Linked DNA regions of Mus musculus: regions 1 and 2 are each linked to region 3. Evidence: chromatin loops called from intact Hi-C (ENCODE). Cell type or tissue: gastrocnemius. All regions are shown on one strand. Region 1 holds the start of Pdgfc (platelet-derived growth factor, C polypeptide). Region 2 has its middle 19 kb from the start of A830029E22Rik. Region 3 holds the start of LOC102640985 (a long non-coding RNA gene).

Evidence for each region. A loop is a pair of places that touch in the nucleus more often than their neighbours do. Peaks named below come from ENCODE experiments on the same cell type or tissue, not always from the same donor. Only the 100,000 strongest peaks of a DNase experiment are listed, where the experiment ranks them.
Region 1: it touches region 3 in a loop (2.9-fold over the local background); 20 of 42 quality-filtered maps call a loop at or near these places.
Region 2: it touches region 3 in a loop (2.1-fold over the local background); 13 of 42 quality-filtered maps call a loop at or near these places.

What each region holds. Positions count from the first base shown.
Region 1 is chr3:81,035,582-81,043,581 of GRCm38, reverse strand. It overlaps Pdgfc (platelet-derived growth factor, C polypeptide), which reads right to left and starts at 7,166. Exons shown (of 6, transcript NM_019971.3): 1 at 6,028-7,166. The coding sequence starts at 6,145. In gastrocnemius, CTCF peaks have their summits at 4,017 (motif pointing left) and 7,101; DNase peaks (open chromatin) are centred at 4,188, 6,078, 6,694, 6,915 and 1 more place; H3K4me3 peaks cover 2,381 bases; H3K27ac peaks cover 1,524 bases.
Region 2 is chr3:81,779,337-81,787,336 of GRCm38, reverse strand. No RefSeq gene overlaps it. Among named protein-coding and RNA genes, the nearest start is that of A830029E22Rik, 19 kb to the left of the region's middle. In gastrocnemius, a CTCF peak has its summit at 3,880 (motif pointing right); DNase peaks (open chromatin) are centred at 3,849 and 4,249; H3K4me3 peaks cover 700 bases.
Region 3 is chr3:81,920,227-81,928,226 of GRCm38, reverse strand. It overlaps LOC102640985 (a long non-coding RNA gene), which reads left to right and starts at 3,593. Exons shown (of 3, transcript XR_375741.2): 1 at 3,593-3,890. In gastrocnemius, a CTCF peak has its summit at 3,074 (motif pointing right); DNase peaks (open chromatin) are centred at 1,086 and 3,075.

The DNA.
Region 1 (8,000 bases), 880 kb after region 3:
GTTACTGAACTGAAACATTAAACAGTGAAATATTATAAACTAATTATAAACTGAATATATACTGAATTACAACCTGAAATATTAAAAACAACTCACCTAGCAGTCTACATGCTTGCTGTGAAGCTCTGAAACTAAATGGTAAAAAAAATTTAAAGCAGCTGTTTTAATCCTTTGCCAAACTGTCCCATATTTATACCATAGAATCACCACCATAGGTAATAGCTAGACAAGCTGATCTAGGAACTGAATGTGATGGTTCTGAAGTTGTTTCTTTAATGGTCTTGTAAACTGAGCACAATGCAAAGCCCAATACCTTCTTATATATATTTTTTAAAAATGCTTTAAAATGTGCCTCATTCTGACAGCACAATGCCATGGGCCTAATTGATTCCAATATAAGGAAATCATATTAGCAATTGGCTACTGATCTATTCATATATTTACAGGGGATGTCTTCCGTCTAAGGCCTCACCCAGTTTTCCTATCAGTGGTCCCTAGGATCTTCTCAGGTCAAACTTCATCAGCATAGCACTGCTTGCATGTTTCTAGGACTTTAAGGTCCAAGCTGTCCATGAGCCAAAGTTCAAAATGAAAAGCATCCCAGTTTTGCTGGCTTCTCATCTACTTACCATTTTCAGGAGTCTTGGTTCATATCAATTCCCCATCCTCAGCAAACACAACACAGGTACATAAACAAATAGCACTTTTAAGAGAGAAGCCAACATCAGCATATCTAGAAAACCTGCCCACTGTTGACACACAACACTTGGAGATTTGGTAGGTTCATCAATAGCATCAAGTATTATTATGATCTGTCCCACCATTTCCAAGTTTATCTTCCAATGAAAAGACTAAACAGCATGGAAGGCATCTTTCAAAAGGACTTGCTTCTATAGAAGATGCTACAGTCTTGCTAGAAAAACAACACTTCACAAATATTTAATGAGAACAGAATTTCCTGTACTCTGATCCAGGTGCTATAGCTCCTACAGAAAACAGATCAGCAGATGGTCTCAAAAAACTCACTCCATAGTAAAAGAGGGAAGAACAGACAATTAAAAGAAAAGTAGAGAAAAGAAAAAAAAAAGAAAAAAGAATCAAGAAACAAGAAACAAAACATGGAAAGTTCTATGAAGCTAATTATACTATTATATTTGACAAGACAAGTAGATTGGCTAGTTTTGACTAAAGGGTCAGCAAAACCTGTCCTGGGAGAAGTTGTGTCTAATATCCATAACAAGAAGTTAGAACTTATACAAAGGAATTATGGTTAGTATTTTCCAGGGGCTCAGACAGATAACTAAGCCACTGGTGTGTCCATGTCTGCCTCCATCTCTTCCAAGCACAATCCTTTAAAGGGGAAGCCCAAAGGTTGCAAGTAGGTGACGGGCAACCAAAAGAAACCACACCCCTTCATTTTAGGTCCCTCCTGTAAGCTTACCTACAATCTCTGCTAGTTGTCCACAGTGTCAGAAAGCTTTACTGTTGGTATGATAGAGACACTGACCGCTCAGCTCTGAGACCCAGAGTTGAAGGAGCTTTTCCTAGACTTGGGTCTGTGTCAGGCAGCTTTGAATGGCTAGACCCTTTGTGCTGTTGGAAGAGACGACTCAGTACAAACATTTTCCCATTTTAACATTATAGCATAAGTACTAGGGCACATCAACAGGAGATTAACCTCTAGATAGATTCATAGGAGAAAGGAAAGGATAGTGTTTTACCCATAGTTGAAGCCAGATGTGGAAATAAATATACAGCACAGATTGTTTAATAAATGAATGGGAAATTACACAAAAATACTGAGATATTCTGGCTACAGACAACAGTTTCAAATAAATGACTAAAAACATTAAAATGAGAATAATCTAATGAAGGAACTTCAATTATGACATGGTATTTGGACTGACACTAACACAAAGCTATGTGGACAATTTTAGTGGTCTTGGAAATATTTGATTTGTGGGTGCTTTATATAAATTAATATACATCAGATTATCATAATTTCATGTAAGAAATATGGAACTAATAATATTAACACTACAGACATTGCAAGCACAAGGTAGAAGTGAGTGTAAGACAGATAAAGAGATTTCAAAGAGGTAAAAAAGACAAGACATGGGCATTGCTTAGCTGACTGAGAAAGCTATGCCAGTCTTCTGTATCAGTCAAGCTTGAACTACTGAAAAAGCTCAGTTCCCATCCCAGCATCTGTTTAGAAGGACTTAACACATTCCATGCCCACCTACAAAGCTTCTACAGGGCTTTTATCCTCTGTGAATACCTTTTAAATTGAATGTAACATATGTCTGATTGGGTATAGACTACTGCAGTTGGTACAGGACTTCCAAAACCCAGCTATTGGAAGGAAAGGACCGCACTCATCATTACATAATTGTTCTTTCCTTATTCAGCTGCCTCAGCTCTCTCATACAGAACAGAGCCATAGGAGGAAGTTTCTTCATAAAGAACAAAAATATATGTTTCAAAGGTCATACTCTAAAACTTAAGGACTGCCTTGCAGGAAAGTCCTTGGAGTCCCCAGTCAGAGCCTGTGTACTGTTGAGCATCTTTAAAGACTCTGGTCAGTTTGTTCACAAAAGAGCTTCCAAGTTCTTATCTAAAGGGTAAAATGTGGGCTCTGTTTGATTACCTGCAGGCTTGTGGCAGCAGTGTGAAGAGCTAGCACTAAAAGAGGGACCAAACATTCAAAAGCATTTCTAGTGAACCCATCTCCCCAAGGGAAGTTGCCCAAAGAACCATGAAACCTTCCCTTAGGAAAGGGCATACACTGTAACTGTTGCTCATAAATGAGCCCTAATAAAGACAAAGTCTAAGACAAAAACCCAAGGTGTTTCGGGAGAATAAGGACAGCAAAACAAACAAACAAACAAACAAACAAACAAAACAAAAACAAAAACAAAAACAAAAAACAGATTAGGGGTCAGTTAAAATGACTTACGTAAGACAAGTGAAACATAGCTCCACAGATAGCTTTGTAGTTGGTATCTATTTGCTACATCTGATGTGCAAACTGAGCCTTTCTTCTTGCGGCTTCTGAATATCTATGTAATTCCTCCTTATTGGAACTCAATAGAAGAACTCTAGCACCTCATAGTAGGCATTGTTATCTGGAGCTAGTGCTTTGCCAACATGAAGTATTTCCTCCCTGTGTTTAACAACCAGATGTCCTCCAAGTAGGTAAAAGTTATTTTTCAACTCATTTCCTCAAGGAAAATCTAGGAAGCCTGGCTTCATATTGGAGCCATCGGGGTATGGAATAACAATGGGATTGAAGAAGAGCTGGGGTAATTTTCACTGGGATAGTGCTTATCTAATACTTGTGAGGCCTGAGTTTCATCACTGACATTGGGAAGAAAAGATAAAAGTATGCTACATTCAAATAGCAAGAACAACAATCTAGTAGCTAGTAACTGGGCAAATGGTCCTATTCCCTAATTTTGAGTCATGTATATATGCTCCATTCCAAGGGTGCATATTTAGCTCCACTATGGGACAAACATAGCATCCAATTTCCACTGATGACATCAAATTGTTAAAGAAACTAATCAGCCCTAGTCATAGAGAGGAGGGGGAACTTGAAAACAGAACCAACCTCTTATGATCACAAATCCAGATCGATTTGGACACTTTGTGGTTGGCCCTTAGAAGGCCTTTATGTGAATCAAGTTGACCCCTGGCATTGTCTAAGGGAACTAACTGTTGAGAAGGTCATGCCTACAGAACCAGAGGATCATCAACACAAAGAGCAACAGGGCAATCAAAACTCAAGCACAACCAAATATGAGGGTGGAAACTAGCCAATGTAAGGAAGTGACACTTTGGGAAGTCAAAAAAAAAAAAAAAAAGTCAAAAGAAGTGGCTGCTATTCCAAGAAATCTGGTCACATTCCAGAGTGCTCTTCTTCCAAGCCCACCTGTTATTCTCAAACCCTGAAACCCTATGTCTAAAAGTCAACCTGAGAATGTGCAGAAAATAGCTCTATATTGCCCCCTAGTGTTAGCTAGCACTACCTCTCTTACTTTGAAAACTATTAAGGTGAGTAGTTCCTCTCCTCTCTACTTCCTGCTGCCAACCCTCCAAAGAGCTAAACATAGCCAGATCCTCTGCCCACAGATTAGGAAATGAGGAGACTATTTTTAGCATCATGCATCTTAGGAATGAGAATGGCCCAGCATCAGATGGCACCAGAATGTGTGTGGCCTGGCTTAGTGAACTCCCATCTTCTGGGGATGTGAAGCTACCCAAGTAGCTAGCTAGCTGCAGCCAGCAGAAAGCTCTGGCGCTCATTGCAAAGTGATGATAGCATGTAGATCATGAGAAGGGACTGCAAGGAAAAAGCAAAAGGATACAAAAGTAGCAAGGAGAACGAGGGATGCTGGGACCCAGCCACAGGAGATGAGGGACCAGAAATAGAAAGGAGCACTCACTGTGCAGCGATAAGTTGAAGCTGGGTTGCTATGGAGATTTAGTAAGAAGCAATATTTTAAACTAGACATTTATTTTGTGTTAGAAAGGACAAAGGTTGGTTGGATTTGCTTCCTGCCTGGGTATAGCTGGTGTTGTGGCTCCTTTGATCTCTCAGGTCTCTGCAGGCCCTATGATTATAGATAGATCACTAGGCTGCCCTTTGATCAGCAGTTCAAGAGCCTTAAGGTGCCACATGCCATCACATTAGCCAGAGGTAAGGAGCAAGCATACCAAGAAACACCATGCTATTACCCTGGCCCAGCAATGCATAGGAATGATGAAGAGAACATATGTATTTTTGGACTTTGTTTTAAGATGTGTCCTTTATAGAGTTGAAATCCAGATGTGAAGCCTTGAAGCAATATATATATATATATACATATATATGTATATATGTATATATATATCACTCCATCCTCATTTCCCAACTGTCTCTGGCAGTCATCTTACCTGGCTAGTGAAATTGCATTGTAAATAGATAACAAAGTAGGAAAAACATGTATATTTCCCTCTTAAATAGCAGCGAGAACCTCCCCTTGTATTGTAAACAGGGTATTTAATATTCCAGTTTTAGGATGCCTACATTAGCATTGTGGTTTCATGTGTGGTATAAAATTTCTATTTACAAAAGAGTCTCAAAAAATGGCTTTATAGTGGTAGATCAAGAGCAAAGGAGTTTAGAAATTGAATGCTGTGAATCATATGGGGTTCAGAGGCTAAGCAAATTACACCCCCGAAGCTTCCCTGGACTTATGAAAGAGGCTTTTCTCCAGCTCTGTGCAATCCCAGCCCAGGGGAACTCGCATCTGAAAGTTTTCTAAACATTTCAGGTACACTTGAAAGCTGAAAGTAATTCTCATTTCCTATGCAGGATTAGATCGCTTCCAACACACACAAAATAGTCATTCATGAACATACAAAAAAATACACCACCAAAAGGTGAGGGTTTCGGGGCACAAAGGCACGTTTTAAAAAAAAAAAAAAAGTTCAAGAGAAAAACCATAACCAATTCCTTTGAAAATGTCCAAGTGGCCTCTTGACCTCTGTATTTCTCACCTAATTCTTTATTGGTGCCTGCCTTCCCATAATACAGTGTTTCGATTAAGGAATTTAATACCTTTCCTGAATTCTCCATTCTTAACACCCCCCCCCATACCTGCTTAAAGTCAAACTTGCCACGACTCATTCATTTTGGGATTTCTTCTTAAAGGCAGTTCTTTTACTTGTAACTCTGGCCATATGCCACCTAGCAATGTGGTCACAGTTGACTTTTCCAATCCTTTCCATAGCCCATGCGTCCTCTCCACTCTGAGGTTGCGGGGCACTTCCCGCTCCCTCTACTCAGTGAGCTTCGGAAGTTGCAAACTGCCGAAATCTGCCCCCACCCCAGAAAGTGCACGCGGACTCAGGAAACTCCCATCTGCAGCGCCAGAGACCCGACCATCAGCTCCACGACTGGAGGACCCCACATGCCACCGCACAATGCCAACCCGAACGCACAGCGAGACGCGGGAAGGGGGAGGAGGGGGCGATACTCACCGTTCTGTTCCTTGTCGCTGGAGAGCTGCAACTTGCTGCTCAGGTTGGACTCAGCCCGAGTCCCCGTTCTTTGGCCGGCCAGGGCAGATGTCAGCAGGAGGAGGCCGAGGAGGAGCATTTGGCTGACTGGGGCGAGGGCTCACTCGCGGCGGGCACTGGGGAAGCGACGACTCCAAGGCTCAGCCCAGCCGGGGAAAGGCTGCGCTGCGGTGGAAGCGCCTGGCCGGCTCTGGCAGCAGAGAATCGCAGGGTAGTTTCCACATAATCCCATCCAAAAGTTTTTCCTAGAGCCCTCTTCTGTGTCTCCAGTTTTTGAAAAGGATCAAAGCAAAACCTGGACCTGAACCAGTTTCCCAAGGTTTAAACAAATCCTGAGCTGTGCCGAAGTGCGGGGGGTGGGGGTAGGCGAGGGAGGAAAGAAGGGGTGGGGACGCGGGGGAGCGGCGATGAGTCGTGGCGACTCGCAGGGAGCACCTGTCAGTTTGGGGGACAGGACACAGGCGAGGACTCGGGGTCCCGCCAAGCCAGACTGGAAGCCAGGTCGGCAGCGAGGCGAGCACCTTGGGATCAATGACAAAGCTGCTGATCGGGGCGGCAGGCGGCGCCCCACCCCCACCTGGGGGGAGGGGACCGTGCCCTGCGAGTGCCGCGCGGGTCCCGGGCGGGCAGAGAGGCCGCGGGGACGACTCGGGACTGGCCCGGATCCACCGCGGAGCCTCCTCCTTGCTGCAGTCGGTGGCCACCGAAGTTCCCTCGGGTACCGGCGAAGTGCTGCGGGAAGCCGGGAGAGCTTGGGCGGCTCGGAGTCGCGAGCGCTCGGATGCCTGCCCTAAGGCAGGGCAGGACGCAGGGCTGAGGAGAGGTGGCGGCTAAGCACGGGCGGCTAAGGGAAGGCCTGGCTGGCCTGGAGGATCGCTCTTGTCCCCTCCCCGTCTCCACTTTCCCCCAGCGGGCGGCGCGCGGGGCGCGGGGCTGGCGGCCGGGCGGGCGCGGGGGGCGCGGGGGGCGCGGGCGGCCAGCTGGCGGGCCAACAGGTGCTGGCGCAGACAGGGGGCACTGCGGGCCCCGCGGCAGACGGAGCCCACACTGCGGCGAGGAATGCCGCCAGGCGGCCCCCAGCTTCCTTTCCCCTGGGCGCCCCTAACCCCAAATAAGGAGTCTGCGGGCTGTTCAAGGGTGCTGCAAACTCAGAGAAAGAGAGAGGGAAAAAAAAGTAGGAGAGGACAGCCACTCCTTCTCTTCTGGCTCTCCCTGGCTGTAACTTGTCTTTCATTCCTAAGGGGATCCCCACTCCCAAAGCGCTTTGTCAGGACTCGTGGCCAGAGTTCTGCACTGAAGGAGGGAAGTTGAACTCAAGATGCTTCCAGAATGGCTCTGTCTGAAGGAGAATGAATAAATCAAAAGTAAAGATAAAGTCAGAGTTGTAACATGAATTGAAGCCATGCACCACTGTATCCACATGAACCCTGTTTGGAGAGGAACTGGGGTTGGAGGGTACCACTGAGCAGAAGAAAGAGTCCCTGTCCTTTGCAGCTGGGTGCTGCATGATAATGAAATCTAGCTCCTAGAGTGTCTGGGGACATAGTGTGGCAATTTACACATAGGCTGTCCTGGAGCCCCTAATGTTTGAACTGGTTGCCTTTATGCACGAAGTGCTTCGTGCTGAGACTAAAGTTCCTATGGGGTTATCTAGAATGAGAAAAACATGTTAGTAGGGCCTAGGGTGGTTCCATGTGCAATACATGTGTCTCTGATAGGATTCCAATATGCTTTCCTTATCAGAAAATCCTCGTGAAAGCGTTGAAGGCACAGTAGGGTTTGAAATCTAAACAAAAGATGCATCTTTGGATGGAGGGGTAATAAAAAAAGAAAATGAAAATAAGGAAAATAAAAATAACATTAGAGCAAGCAAATGCCTTGGTGTGCAGTCAGACAGATGTATCACCAAGTACTTAGTTGAATCAGTCAGGGCA
Region 2 (8,000 bases), 140 kb after region 3:
ACATAGATGGAGAAAATCTCTAAGCCACCACCCATAGGTAAAGAGCTTCAGGCAAATAATGGCTGCATCGAGGAGACCCAGTCTTTCCCAGCAACTAGCCCCATGATACCATATGCAATCCTAAGTGGGCATCTCTAAACATGTGTATATTTGAATAACTTTAAATGGACTCATTATGGTGTCTTTACAAATGTGTGTGTGTGTTTGAGAGAAAGAGAAAGAGAGAGAGAGAGAGAGAGAGAGAGAGAGAGAGAGAGAGAGAGAGAGAGAGAGAGAATGAATGTTAGCTTGTAAAATCAGAGAAAACTGATGTAAATTGCCTACTGCCATTCAAACTGATATCAATTGATATCCACTGCTAATAAAACTCTCAGATAAGCAACCTCTGAGAAGAGCTTCTCAGGTTCACAAATGGCATCTTGAGAAGTATAGGTTTGTCTTTGTAAGAAGAAAATGGAAATCTTTCTATAGAAAATCCTATATTCAGTCATTGGGCTTGCATTTGCTACAACCACACTTGGCACTCACTAATTTGCACAATGAGGAAACACACAGAAAAGTATGGACAAAACCTTACTTACCTTTAACTTTTGACTATAGGATCACATAGTTATTTATACTAAAACAAAGCACTCACTATTATTTGTACCACACCTTTCAACGATGATTTTGAGAAGTTACATTATTGTCTTTTTAGATAAGTGCTGAGTCCTGCTTGGCCATGTGGAAAGGACGGTGTGACATATGTAGGGATGGTGGAAGAGGACCTGAGAGTTCTACATCTTCATCTGAAGGCCACTAGGAGAAAACTGGCTCCCCAAGTGGTTAGGAGGAAGATCTCAATGAGCCCCTGCTACAGTGACACACTTCCTTCAACAAGGCCATGCCCACTCTAACAAGGCCCTACTGCCTGTTAGTGCCACTCCTTGGGTCAAGCATATTCAAACCACCACAGTAAGTTCCCTGGACTGTGAGTGAAGACAAAGGCTTTCTCGAATATTATGTTTTATCTCTTCCCAAAGCATGCATTACTTGGTTCAAAAAGCAGAAAAAAAAAAAAAGAGAACTTTTTCATAAAATCTGCTGGACTTCAATTGATGATTTTCTATTTTCTCTGTTCATCTACTCTGTTCACAAGTCTCTGTGTTTACTATTTACACCTCAGAGATGATATGCTGTTTTATTTCAAAGAAATAGGGACACATTCCAAGTGTTAGAATTCTGCAATCAGCTTGTACAATATTAACAGCCTTCTGCAAGCTCTATTCCTGGACTCTAGCTCTTTCTTTTCTGCTTTTTTGTGTTGTTTGTTTGACTACAATTTTTAGTACATTAAGAGACTCATGACAGCTTGCAAGCATGTGAACAATCTTTGAAAGAAAAATCAACATCAATATACTTCCTAAGAGTGTGGTAGATATAACCGCCCCGGGCAGTTAGGAACTACCTCCCATAGGCGTCCTGCATGAGCTGAGATTTTAATGTTCATGTGATTAGATTAAAGTGACTATTTTGAGGAACAAATCTTTCTAAACATAGCTGGACCAAAGCATGTATGAATTTAGAGAGAATATGGCACCAGCCAAGGGCTCACACAGGTCTGGCTCTGATCAGGTCCCAGGAATAAGTCAGGAAGTAGATACAATTTTTCATTCTTAATCTAGAAGCTATTACTGGAAGCTCTCACAAATAAATTAATTCTTACCAATGGAGTGTCACTAGGTATTGAAACTGCTCTTAAGGCCAGGCAACACATGTCACAGTAGATGGCCATCATAGAGCAAACTCAGTGGGATATTTGGCGGTTGGTTCCTTGTCTTCTAATGCTTCCGTACTGTTGTTCTTCTGTTGTTTTGATTTTCTTTACAAACCATTTGTGTAGATACTATGATGTCTAACTTTGGGTTTGTATGAGATTTCTGTGTGTTTAAATGTATGTGTCTCTATGTCTATACGAGTCTATTGAGTCTATTGAGTTTGTTTTTGACTCTTAATACATCATAATTGCACTTTCAGGTAGAACTCTACAAATATCAAACCTTGTGACTTCTGTACCAATATATCATAATATCACATGGAATTTCTTTCCAGATAACTGTTATAAACGAAATACTAAAAACGTAAAAATATATCTTGGTATTTAGATAATTTTTAAGGTCAACCCTGTGAAATTTAATTGGTAGATAACTTCAGATCAATGGAAAGCCTGACTGGTTATGCATTCATGTGAATAGCTCTTGGTCTATTTAGTATCTAGAAACTAGGAAGGTTGTACTTGGTTTTTCCCTTTCGTCCAGACTCTCATGACCTTTCAGTTACCATGTCTAGGCCTTTATTAACCTTAACGATTTGTTTGGGATAGTTGCTTCTCATGGATGTTGGCAAGGGTCTCCACTGTTTGCTAGTGGCAGGGAGCTCAGATTTCTCATTGTCTAATGCTATAATTTTCCAGTTCTTTACCAGGTTCTTGAGGTTTGTGGGTTAGTCGCAAATTTCTCCCAGCTAAGTCCATGTGTTATGAGTTTGGGTTCCAGGTTGGCCTGTTGAGAAATGCTAAAAATAAAATAACAGGGCCTAGCATGATCTCCTGAAGTCACTGACTGCATATGTCTAAGAGTACTGTGGGATTCTCATCTTTCCTTGCTTCCTGTCTTGACCAGAAAGTATTCGAGTCCATAGTGATGCATGACACTCATCCGAGGCTAAGGGCAGTTGAGCCACCCGATATTATATTTGAACCTCCAGAGCAATGTGCTAAAATAAAGATCTCTTCGCTTTTTGATAGGTCCATCTCAAGGTTTGTGCTGTGGTACTTGAAAAGCTAACTAAAACACCAAGTAGCCTCAAAGCACACCGCAGAGCAAGCAAGCTGACTCAGAGTCGGAAAGAGCTCCACCCCAAAGGTACACAGAGTGAAGCACAAGGTAATGGAGTAGAGAATGGCTGAGCATCTTCTTTCGGACGGAAGCTCGGAAGGGGATAGGACTGGGCTCTAACAACACATAAAGATGAATGGTTACAAGACTGTGATAGAAAAGGAGACCTGGAGAACAAGATTTGGATTAGAGGCTTAGCAGAAAAGATTCACAAAAGGGAGCCAGACGAGGAACCACTGGAAATAATATCAAAGATCTTGCGGAAAATACCTACATCTTTAATATGTTTTCTGAGTCTTAATATGGTCCATGGGTTGGATGGCTTTACAGACCCTCTTCCCTCCAAACACATGTTTATTATTCTTAAGATAATTTTCACAGCCTTAAATGATTTTTACTTTTGACTTCAGAGATTGTTTTCCCCCCTGTTTGGAAGTGATAACCCCTGAGAGCCTCTACCTAGTTTTAATCTTACTGACAGGTTATAAGCAATTTCCTATTAAGAATGTTTTTGTTGTGATCATTATTTTTATCATGACTATCATATTATTTCAATATTTTTGTATGGAATTCCTAATGTTTCTAATTGACAGAGCTGTTATTCTACCTCTACAGTGCAGTTTAAATTATAATAACATAAACAGATTATATCTATCTACCTGAAATGCCAAGTGAAATGTCTCATGAACTACAGGCACTTATCTCTTTTTTCACAAGGAATAAATATAGTCGTTCATAGGACAGATAATGACATAAGTTTGAGGTTGACAGAAAAAAGGAGAGTTTATTTGAGGCAGATGTTTGCTATGGAGAAAGTCGCTGGAGAGTCATCAAGGGAACGCTGAATTTCCGACTTACAAATTTGATAGGGCAAGATGACAAGGAAAAATACCATTTCAAAATGGAGGGACTAACTTTACAAATGTGTCAGCCAAGACCCCCTAGTGAGGATCGAGAGAGAACACTGCCAATTTCACTTCCAAACACAAAACAACTCTGTAAACGCCGCAAGATATCTACTTTGCCAATAGAGGGCGCAAGAGACACGCTGAAGAAAAAAAAGGGATTTTTTTTTTTTTTCTTTCTTTCTTCCTCTCTTTTATGCTTTTCCTCTGAGCAGTTTTGCTTTGGCGTTACCCTTCTGGCTTCTGCTGCATTATTCCGTACATGATGTGGGTGTGTGGTGAGAACATGTGGTGGCTTTTTTATCCAGCCACGTACCCAGTGGACGCGGTGACCTCATAGGCTCACATCAAGCCCTATGATCACCTTCAGAAAGTTGTACTTGAAGCGTACTGATACTGAATGCTCCAGGCTTAGAGTCGTTAGCAGCACCAGGACTTCCTCTGTGGCTTTGCTTAATGGGCTGAATGCCCGCACCCAGCAGGCTGGCTCATTTCCTTCCTGTCTGCTGAGTGTGGACCAGCTTCGACCCAGAAACCCCAGTAGCCCCTTCTGCCATCCCGGGAGCTGTAACCACTCCCTCCCAAACAAGCCTCAGGCCTAATGGAACAGGGGATTTTCCTGACCAAGTTTGCCCTTCCTGTGGGCAGCCCAACGTCCTTTAAATGCTATCACTACATCTTTAGAGTTATTCCTCATAGCTTATTGTCTCCGTAATATCGAGTTTCTCCAGTGAAATCTACTCTGCTCTATCTGTTTCCCAATGAGATCAAGGATGAGACAAGAATTCATAATTTAAAGAGCCTTTATTTGCTATACATCTCTGAATCGCAAGGAACTAAACCAGGGGCCTCATGTAGCTTACCATGTGATGTGATAGTTTGGGGACTAGGGAGAAGACATGTCACTACAGTCACTATGACCCATTAGAATAAAACTATGCGGACTGCGCCAGGAGAGGGCCTTCTGTTCACAGTTCTTTACTTGTTTGGCATTTCCTTGTACTCATAAACCTGTTGCTGACAATCATTTGATCAGTTTAATTATCTAGAAATTACTTAGTAAAGGGACTGAGAAAGTACATCCAGAGTTCTGAAAAACTGTATATCCAGAGAAGAGTTAGTAATGAGCTCAGAGCAGAGACCATTGGCTGGCCTTCCAGGGGAGGTTGCCCCGTTTCTAGTGTTTGCCAGTTTTGCTAATATAGCTTCTCTGGTGAAGCTTACTGTTGTTGGAAACGAACAGGCACAACGTTGAATACAGTGTTAAGACTGCATCCTTGTATAGAACTTTTGATGTGTGAATCCCACACACAGAAATAACTCGAAGAACAGATGGTAGCCAAAAAACACAATCACGCAAAACTTAACGTTTCCCATGAGTGATGCTTCTGATTCAAATATGTGTACCTATGAGTTTGTATAATTCGCTTTTTAATAACGTCTGTGTTTCCAGCGGACATTTCCTTCTTCCTTCCTTCCTTCCTTCCTTCCTTCCTTCCTTCCTTCCTTCCTTCCTTCCTCCCTCCCTCCCTCCCTCCCTCCCTCCCTCCCTCCTTCTTTCTTTCTTTCTTTCTTTCTTTCTTTCTTTCTTTCTTTCTTTCTTTGTTTCTTTTTCGAGACAGGGTTTCTCTGCGTAGCCCTGGCTGTCCTGGAACTCACTTTGTAGACCAGGCTGGCCTGGAACTCAGAAATCTGCCTGCCTCTGCCTCCTGAGTGCTGGGATTAAAGACGTGTGACACCATGCCCAGCAGTCCAGCTGACATTTCCAACCCAGAAGCTATAACTAATTGATAACCACTCATAATGAAAATTAGTTGTCTCCAAAGGTGTCTAATTGGGCATACAAACCACTTTTAAGGCCAGGCCAAATCCCATTGTAGTTTTGGAGGGTTTTTGTTATTGTTGTTGTTGTTTGGATTTGGTTTTGTTTCTCCATGTGTCTGAGCATTTTATTTTTCATTTTTCTTTCTTTCTTTTTCCCTTTCCTTGTAGGCATTTTGTTTATATAACTTGGTATCTGATTTTGTGTTTTTATGAGATTTCTGTGTTTGCCAGTGTGTTTGTCTCTACATCAATATATGTTTCTTTTGAGTTTTCTTTGTTCTTCTTGTGAATTTTTCTTGTGTTTGTTTTTGTTCAGGTTATTGTTGTTATTTTAATGCTAATTTATTTTCTATTGAGAGGGAGCAAGAAAGGATGTGGATGTGGGTAGGTAGGGATATAGGGAGGATCTGGGACTGTTTGGAGAAGGAAAACCATAATTAGGATATATTACATGAAAATAACAAAAATATTTTCAGTAGAAAGAAAAAATAAGACTCGAGCCCCGAGGTACCTTGCCAGCGGACTTGCCCAACACCCGCAAGGGCCCACACAGGATTCCCCATGGGATCCTAAGACCTCTGGTGAGTGGAACACAGCGCCTGCCCCAATCCAATCACGCGGAACCTGAGACCGCGGGAAATAGGGTGGCAGACTACCTGGGGCCTGACCTGGGGCACAAGCCCCTTCCACTCCACTCCAGCCCCGAGGTACCTTGCCAGCGGACTCGCCTGACACCCGCACGGGCCCACACAGGATTCCACACGGGATCATAAGACCTCTGGTGAGTGGAACACAGCGCCTGCCCCAATCCAATCACGCGGAACCTGAGACCGCTGGAAATAGGGAAGCAGACTACCTGAGCCTGACCTGGGGCACAAGCCCCTTCCGCTCCACTCCAGTCCCAGGGTACCTTGCCAGTGGAGTCGCCTGACACCCGCAAGGGCCCACACAGGATTCCACACGGGATCCTAAGACTACTAGTGAGTGGAACACAACTTCTGCCAGGAGTCTGGTTCGAACACCAGATATCTGGGTACCCTCCCTGCAAGAAGAGAGCTTGCCTGCAGAGAATACTCTGCCCACTCAAACTAAGGAGAGAGCTACCCTCCCAGGTCTGCTTATAGAGGCTAACAGAGTCACCTGAAGAGCAAGCTCTTAACAGTGACAACTTTAACAGCTAGCTTCAGAGATTACCAGATGGCGAAAGGCAAACGTAAGAATCCTACTAACAGAAATCAAGACCACTCACCATCGTCAGAACATAGCACTCCCACCCCACCTAGTCCTGGGCACCCCAACACAACCGAAAATCTAGACCCAGATTTAAAAACATTTCTCATGATGATGATAGAGGACATCAAGAAGGACTTTCATAAGTCATTTAAAGAATTACAGGAGAGCACTGCTAAAGAGTTACAGGCCCTTAAAGAAAAGCAGGAAAACACAACCAAACAGGTAGAAGTCCTTAAAGAAAAACAGGAAAACACATCCAAACAGGTGATGGAAATGAACAAAACCATACTAGAACTAAAAGGGGAAGTAGACACAATAAAGAAAACCCAAAGCGAGGCAACACTGGAGATAGAAACCCTAGGAAAGAGATCTGGAACCATAGATGCGAGCATCAGCAACAGAATACAAGAAATAGAAGAGAGAATCTCAGGTGCAGAAGATTCCATAGAGAACATCGACACAACAGTCAAAGAAAATACAAAATGCAAAAGGATCCTAACTCAAAACATCCAGGAAATCCAGGACACAATGAGAAGACCAAACCTACGGATAATAGAAATTGATGAGAATGAAGATTTTCAACTTAAAGGGCCAGCTAATATCTTCAACAAAATAATAGAAGAAAACTTCCCAAACATAAAGAAAGAAATGCCCATGATCATACAAGAAGCCTACAGAACTCCAAATAGACTGGACCAGAAAAGAAATTCCTCCCAACACATAATAATCAGAACAACAAATGCACTAAATAAAGATAGAATATTAAAAGCAGTAAGGGAGAAAGGTCAAGTAACATATAAAGGAAGGCCTATCAGAATTACACCAGACTTTTCACCAGAGACAATGAAAGCCAGAAGAGCCTGGACAGATGTTATACAGACACTAAGAGAACACAAATGCCAGCCCAGGCTACTATACCCGGCCAAACTCTCAATTACCATAGATGGAGAAACCAAAGTATTCCACAACAAAACCAAATTCACACAATATCTTTCCACGAATCCAGCCCTTCAAAGGATAATAACAGAAAAGAAGCAATACAAGGACGGAAATCACGCCCTAGAAAAAGCAAGAAAGTAATCCCTCAACAAACCAAAAAGAAGACAGTCACAAGAACAGAATGCCAACCCTAACAACAAAAATAAAAAGAAGCAACAATTAC
Region 3 (8,000 bases):
ATTGCGTGACATACTATGGACATCATGATAAAATAAGACAAAACTAACTCAACGAAACTAAAGATGGTGGGATAGTTTGAGTCTCAGACTGATTCAGGGTGGATCTGGGGGTTTTCACACCTCTACAGAGTGACGCGAGATTTGCATGTTTTTGCATCACTTAGAGACACAGCTGACATTTGAGAATGCATGTGAATAAATAAATTCTCCACACATTGATTTGTTTTCTTAATGTTTAATTTGTCAACCTACGTTATGAGGAGAGCATCATTCCTTAAGGGAATTAATTACTGAGAACCTTATGAAAGATTTCATTTTTATCTTTTTTTTTCCTGATAACTTATTGCTTTTTTCAGACCCCGTTTCATGTTTTAGCCTAATGCTGCCTCAGAATTCACTATATAGTCTAAACTGGATTCAAACTCATGATCTTTTGTACTCATCACTTAGAGTGTTGAGACTGCATGCTAACCCAACACAGAAGGTAAAATTTGCATCTGTATTTTTGTTTTGTGTCAGGTATCTTGGTTTCTTTTCTAACAGCTTTGAGAAAAGGACCTAAAAAAGGGAAAAGCAGCTTAAAAGAGAAGGGGTTCAGATTGGCTCACAGCTCAAGGGTTCAGTCAATAATGATGGGTTGGGGCGGTGTCAGGAAGGAAGAAGCTTGAGTGAGTTGGTGACATCACGTCTACCTAGGAACAGAGAGCAATGATGGATGCTGCTCTCCTGTTCCTCTTCTCCATGTTTACAGTCCAGCATCTCAGTCAAGAGATACTAGAGAGCAGGCCTTCCCAGATCCATAGCATCACACCGTGACTGACTCCCCCCGGCCCCCCAACCCCACACACTGTTAAATCTTTGCTGTTATTGGTGTTAATTGGAGTTCCACAGTCACTGCCGTTGTTTTTCATATCTTACACTGATAGCATTCCAGATGGATGGTATAAAGTCGGAACAGGAAAGCATGTCATGTGAGTTCCTATGGAAGTAACATTCTCATTTCCTTGCTGATCAGAAGGGAGGAAAATGCAGTCAGAAATGGGCAGAAGTCGCCAACCTTCTAAAGTGGCTCTGTGCCACTTGGGCACAGCAAATGGCAGCGAGAGAAGTTGCTGGGAACACAGACCAGGAGAACATGGGATTCCTGCAGCCAACCTCTAACAAAGAGGGAGAGTGGAGTTAATGAGAAGCCATGATGCATACTTCCCTCTCCACCCAGTTAGTGAAACAAAATGCCCCCGAGCCGAGAAACACCTGAAACCATGAGCAGTTTCTATGGTAACCTCGGTCTGTTTTTATTCCGAAGGCATTTGAGCAAATGTGCAGAGATGAAAGCTTTCGGCCTGCTGTGTGTGTATATGGGGTGGAGTTGGTGTTTTAAAGGCATGATCGTAGTGTTGTTATCTACTACAGAAATGTCAACAACTCTCTTCCTCTCTCTCAATTTAAAATAGCAAGCAAGCATAATTTTTGTTGTCTACAGAAATACTTCTGGTATTTTTTTTTTATCTCATGGTTGTCACTTACATTAATGCTATATGGTGATTTAGTAGGTATGTGTCTCCCACACGTTAAACAGACCCTGCAAGTATCATGCTTTTGATCTCCACTACCTGTGCAAATATCATATTACTCAGAAGGAGAGATGTGAATAAATATAGGCTTCCTCAGGGAAGAAATATATGGACAGGGAAGAGACAGTCTAAGGTGGAACTTTTCACAGTCCTATAATGTAAAATCTGTCTGTCTATAACACAAGGGAATATGATTCCTGATTTTATCTTTTTTTAAGTATAGCAATTCCTCCCTAATCCGTTCCTTCTTGAATATTTGCATTGACCCAGAGAATATTGAAAGGTTTTGATCATTATTCACTTTTATAGTCACAAATAAATGGGCAGAAGATTTGGTCATTTAGAATAGAAAAAGCAAGCAAGCAAGCAAGCAAGCAAGCAAGCAAGCAAGAATAGGAATGAAGGAACTGTTATTTGGTCCTGGAGTATGGGAAGGGAGAATAATATATGAAGGTACCTATGTGCCTTGCTGAGAAGGTCTGATGGTAGGTACCAACACATGGAGTTACAGTGAGGAAGAGAAAGTTGTTATTCTGGGTCTGAAAGAGGAATTGAAACGATCAATTTAGGTTGAAGAGCTTCATGAAGCACACAGCCTCTGACTAGGGGCTTTCTGAATCCTTCCTGCAGCTGTGGTATTTGCTTGTCAGATGATGGATGCACTTCCTTCAGATGCGTCTCAGGCAGCTGCAGGGCTCAGAGCCGCAGAGCCTCCCCCGAGTCTTAGTTTATCTGATTCTTGGTTTCACCCACTTAGTTTCTCTAAGACATCGTGCTTGTAAAACCACTACTGATATTTTTTACAATCACAGCCACTGCTCGCCTGTTTCATGAAGTGATCACAGAGTAACTTCCGATTGATAACTTTACCCTTCTGTGAATTGATAAGAAGAGTGCCATTTATTGGAGGCCTAAGACCATTGATCTCTATCAAGTTCTCATTACCTTAAATCATCAATATTGGTCACAATTTGATAAATGGATAAAAAAATCAACTCCCTTTGCACTTTAATTTCAGGGTGGCTATTGTGTTAGTAGAGTTTCCACATAATATCCAGCCAGAGTTTTAAACATTTTATGCCCATTTCCTCAGAAATGTCTCCTAGAAACAAAGGAATATGAAAAAAAAAATAGAATGTTTCAAAATTAAGGTGTTGGAAGATAATACAGTGTTGAAATATTTTAAGTTATGGAATCAGACAATATGTATCACGGCCTCTCAGAACACTGTGAAACTGTTAATTTTACCACCTGAATATTACAGATTTGAAAAAAAATTGTGGCATGTATATTTATATTACCTAATGGGTTGATTTTAAATACCATTAGTGTATTCATATTATTTTTGATATGTGATAATTCATATCTTTATTGTTTGTCAAAGTATTAGAATTTGGGGGATATATGTTCCTAATTAATTTTGTTATTGAGGATAACAAACTGAACTGGCAGACAAAACTGGCCAAAAAAATTTACTGATTTGTGTGCATCCTCATATCTGACCACATGAGGGCAGCATAGTATCTCTTAAGACAGTACATTGGCGCCAAGGATAGAATCTGGTATAAATGGCATGTAAAAAAATCATGAATATAAGGTTAAAGCTAGAGAACTCTATAATGGTCTTTTTATTCAAATTTTCACTTTCCAGCTGAAGGAATTGAGGTCCAAGGAGACAAATTAACAAGTCCCCTCACACAATTGATGTCTTTGAAGGTAGACAGGAGAACGAATTGACATTAAAACAGGTAATAATAATTACATTAAGCAAGCACCTAGATATTTTAAGAGACTTCTTATTATACTGTAATATTATGTGTGGAAACATTTCGGATGAAATTGAATATTTCTAATAAGGATTTAGCCTCAGAAATGTTCCTTTCTGCAGAACTAGACAAATAAAATGATAGAATTAACATTTCCAAAAAAGACTTTTAGGATAAACTTGAAGGCAGAAACGTGAAGCGTGTAATTCTGAGGGTATTCATTAGTACTTTCTTCACAATCTTGCACTCGTGAGTTCTTCTCACACTCCATCATTGTCTCCGAGAAAGAACCGGCAACCTCGGGAACAGGGCACGGAGGTGCTGCCTCGACATTTCTCATTTTTATGTCTTCACACCCACACCTTGTTATATAACATACAAATACATGTTCATTTCGTGAGAATTGTTACGTAACACACAAATACACACAAACCCAGTGAGACTCGTGAAAGGCCTGCTCTCCGCCATCTCCACCATCATGGCTGACAGACAAGCGGAGGGTGGGGATGCTCGGTCTGCCTCAGAAACTCCCCCTCTCCAAACTTCTCAGGTAAGTTAAAAATTGACTGGAAAATGCAGGTAAACAGAAAAGTCTTCCTATACAGCTGAGTTCTCCCCGCCCCTCTGCCTCCTGCAGGTCTTTACCTGTCTTCCCAGGTTCTTTTTCTTCCCTACTGCTATTATGGTTGCTCACCGTAGCTTCGTTCCAACAACCTTCGTAAAATGGACCCTGTGATAGGTGGTGTTATGCATCAACCTGCCAAGTCAGGGAGGGTGACGCTGTTTGATTAAACATGATGCTAAATGGTTTTGTAAGGATGTTCTTGGACAAAGTGTTTTCAGGGACAGAGCTGGTAAAGACACTTGCTGTCCATAGCTGTAGGGGGACGGGAGCTGGCATCAGTCAGTGGTCAGTCTGGAGAAAAGACTGGTCTCTCTGGGCATCAGATTTCTCTGCACGTGGTTGCCGTTAACACTAGATACTGGCTGTTTCCTGTGCCCAGACACGAGTGGACGCATTTGCTTTGCCAAGATGCATGCTTTCAGGTTTTTGGACCAGAATTTCCCATCACCTTTCCTGGGTCACAGAACTTCGGAACTGGGGCTAGTCTTGATCTTCAAGCTTCCTGCTTCCCGACTTTACCCTGCAGATCCCAGGACATGCCACCCTCCCTAACAGAGTGGAACAATCTCTTTAACAAGTGTCTCTCTTTGTATATATGTTGTCGGTTGTCTTTGTCTGAAGTTTTCTGGTAATGGAAATTGATATTGTCTTTAATGCATTTTCAGTTAAAAGCGGAGAGCCATTTGACAGTGACTTGTTAGCTGATACTCTATGTGAGTCCAGTGCATAACGTGTTAAATAAGAATCTTGATCTCATGTTGACAATGACCTGTGAGTCCCAAGGAATCTTACTGTATTGGGCTCTTAGCAGGCATTTAACAGGTATGTGCTGGATGGATGGACACACAGGTTCTATCCTTTCTATTGTGAAGGAATTTTCACTTCTATCAGAGCACCAGACCTTTTCCTTCCCTCCGTATATGAGAATATTAAAATTATTAGTTGACTGCAAAGAAAGTGCTTAGCATTTTGTTGCTAGGATACTACTTGGTTCAGCTACCAAGCTGTGCATCTTATAATTTCCTCTGAAAGGACCATGTGAGCCTAGGAAGCTTTGAGTGGATGTGTAAAGAGCCAATGAAGTCCTTGCCAGGGTGAATGTGTTTTGTCTGACATGGGCTTGGCAATGACTCATGAGAAACTGATAAAGCCTTCCCCCTAAGGGTCAAGCTCAGGAATGGCAACGCCTTACTCTGCTCTGTGTGCAAATATTAGCAAAACGTGCACAAACAAGCAACCACAGCTCCCCCCTGGTTGTCTACAGCCTGACACGGCTCATTCAGACACCTCATACTTAGCCTACTAACTCCGCCCCACTGTGCTGTGTGTAATAAAGGAGCTGAGGTGCTGCCGGGTTTCTGAAGAGTTGATGCCACTTCCTGCAATGTGCACACTCCACTTGACCTCAGGTTTTCTGCCTCCATATCTGTCATTTCCTTCCCATCTCACCTGTCTTCTTTCCTTCACTCAGCCCCTTAGGATGTCAAGGCATCAAACCACAATGGATGTGGAGGGGAACAGCAGATTCCAAATGTGTTCAGCCTACTGTGAGGATCCTTAATATACATTCTAGTTTTTAGTTGATGTGTTAACTCATGCTTTGTTTGTTTGTTTGTTTAATTGACTCTGCTGACATATATACGTACTTTGAAAATCTAGCTTTCAACATGGTGCTACCCATACAAAGGAAACCCACAAGAATGACTTAGTTTCCAAGTTTGTGTGATGAGCAGAGAGGCAGTATTTTTTATTCTTCTAAGGGAAACCGGCTACTGTGGGTAGTCTGCACATATTGTTCCTGGACACCATGATTATCCTTGTCAGAACTTTTCATTGGCCCGACCCCTGCCCACTGCAATGAGTCTCGTGGGTACCACGTTCTCCTTTGCTTACTTGGCATCCACATCTGGCCTTTCCCTTCCTGTGACAGCTGAAGGACATATACTCATTCGCAAAGGAGATTTGCTCTTTCACAACACAATATTGCTGGCTCATTTTACTCTTTGGATTCTCTTTCTTACTCTCTCAAGCAACACACATACTAGGAGCTATTTTCTTCATAAAAAATTTACAGCAAAACTACAATTCTCTTTTGAATTTGCTTGGCTCACTTCTCTGTGTCCCTACCATATAGCATCAGGGAATTTATTATGGCAAACCTTGTTGGCATTGTTGTGTGTTTTGTTGCATGTTCCAAGCTTTATCTAAAACAAAGTATCAATAAATGCCTTTAGAAATAAATTACAATAAAATTTTAAATTAAGATTATGAGAATTAAAGTCAGACTCAAACCTAAGTCTCTAGTTTAGGTCAAAATGTTTAAGTCAAACTTTGGATATTGGTTTTCTATTAGAAACACAGATGTATAGAATTTCTAAATTTTAATGTGTAATTACATTGTGATCAACTTGAATAAAAGGGCTTATATGTTTTAAGTTAAAATAAAAAATTCTGGGATGTTGTTGGTATTGCTTAGGATCAACCGACCAGGATTCCACAAAACTTCAAAGCTCAAAGCTCATGCTTGAATGAGGTTACCAGGAGATCAAAAGCAGGGCATGTATTATGTGTTCAGAACCTATAAATCTTAATGACAGAGGTCAGGATGAAAGCATGAACTGTCTGTCCTGCCTTACTGTATTTCATGAGCTTGCTGATACTTAAGTGGGGTTTTTTGTTTGTTTGTTTGTTTGTTTAAAATAAAAATGCAATATATAAAACCTAATGAGGTTTTAAGTCTGTTAAATAGTCTAAATTCATTATAGAGTTACATTGATTTATAATTTCTATATCTGAGAAATAATTACTGTTCTTCTAAAGAAACTGAATTATTTAATGGTAGGAAACAGAGATTGACAGTTAAAGTCTGCCAAACTCTAATGATGAACCTTGACTCTAATCTATGATGGGTGATTGAATATTTGAAGTAGTTCCCTCTGGTTGAATACATAACAATAAAGACTTGATGAGATTGATTATGCAGAGACCAGAGCTAAATAAAAAAAAAAGAAAGAAAGAAAGAAAATGCTGTTTGGCAAAGCATTATCCAAACAATAAGGCAAATGGGGCGAATGAAAGTCAAGACAGTTTGTGCAGTGTAGCCAACACAGCGAAGCATCTGCAACAAAACGGGAGGAAATGACAGGGCAGAGATACAGCTGCTCCTGCTTATAGTACCTGTGATGCTCCAACCTTGCATTTGTACCACAGCACCGGACACTGGACTGTAGCAGCCATCTTTTACTTGCATGACTGGCTCAGTGATGCCATTTGGCATTGATCTTTACCTTTCGGCTGTACCTCCATAAATTCTCTATAGATAACATTTTTCCCCTCACTTATTTTGGGCACCAGCTCTCTTGTTTGACAGTCAAATTATGCATTCTTCTGCTGATGAAACAGTACCTAGGAATGATAGAGTATGAGTTACAAGCCGAAGCCTCAATTTGCCTATTGAATCTCATCAGCTTATGTTCTTGGAGCCTGTGCTGTTTGCCATGAGAAAGACACACCTTCAAGAGCATCCTTCAGCCTGGATACTGAGATAAAGACCTGAAATAGCTCATTCTAGTGCAGGAGAGCCTAGGCAAGTGCTGATGCCATCAGATAATCCACAGACTGTTCGTCAACCGAGACATGGAAGGAAAAATGATTGTTTCTCTGGTCCATTAAAATTTAACAGGGGTGTCTGTTACATAGCGTTACGATAACACTGGTAAAGCACTGCTAAAAACATAGCAAATGTATTAAGGAGGAAAAAATAACAGAAAAATACTTGTTTTATATCCATGATGAACACGTAAAGACTTGCCTGTGTCCATATGTAAAATCAAGTAGTTGGAAAGAAGCCATTCTGGCCTGTGAGGTGCTGGTATCATCTCTTCATCCCAGAAAGTATTCCTGAGGTGAAACTGTGAAAAGAGACATGAGTACCTGCCCAGAGAATCTTTCCAGTGAACTTGCGGAAGAGTTTAAGTAAATTGTATGTTGTCTTTACAGTTGCATATGTCGTCGTTGATTCTTCTGATGTGGGAA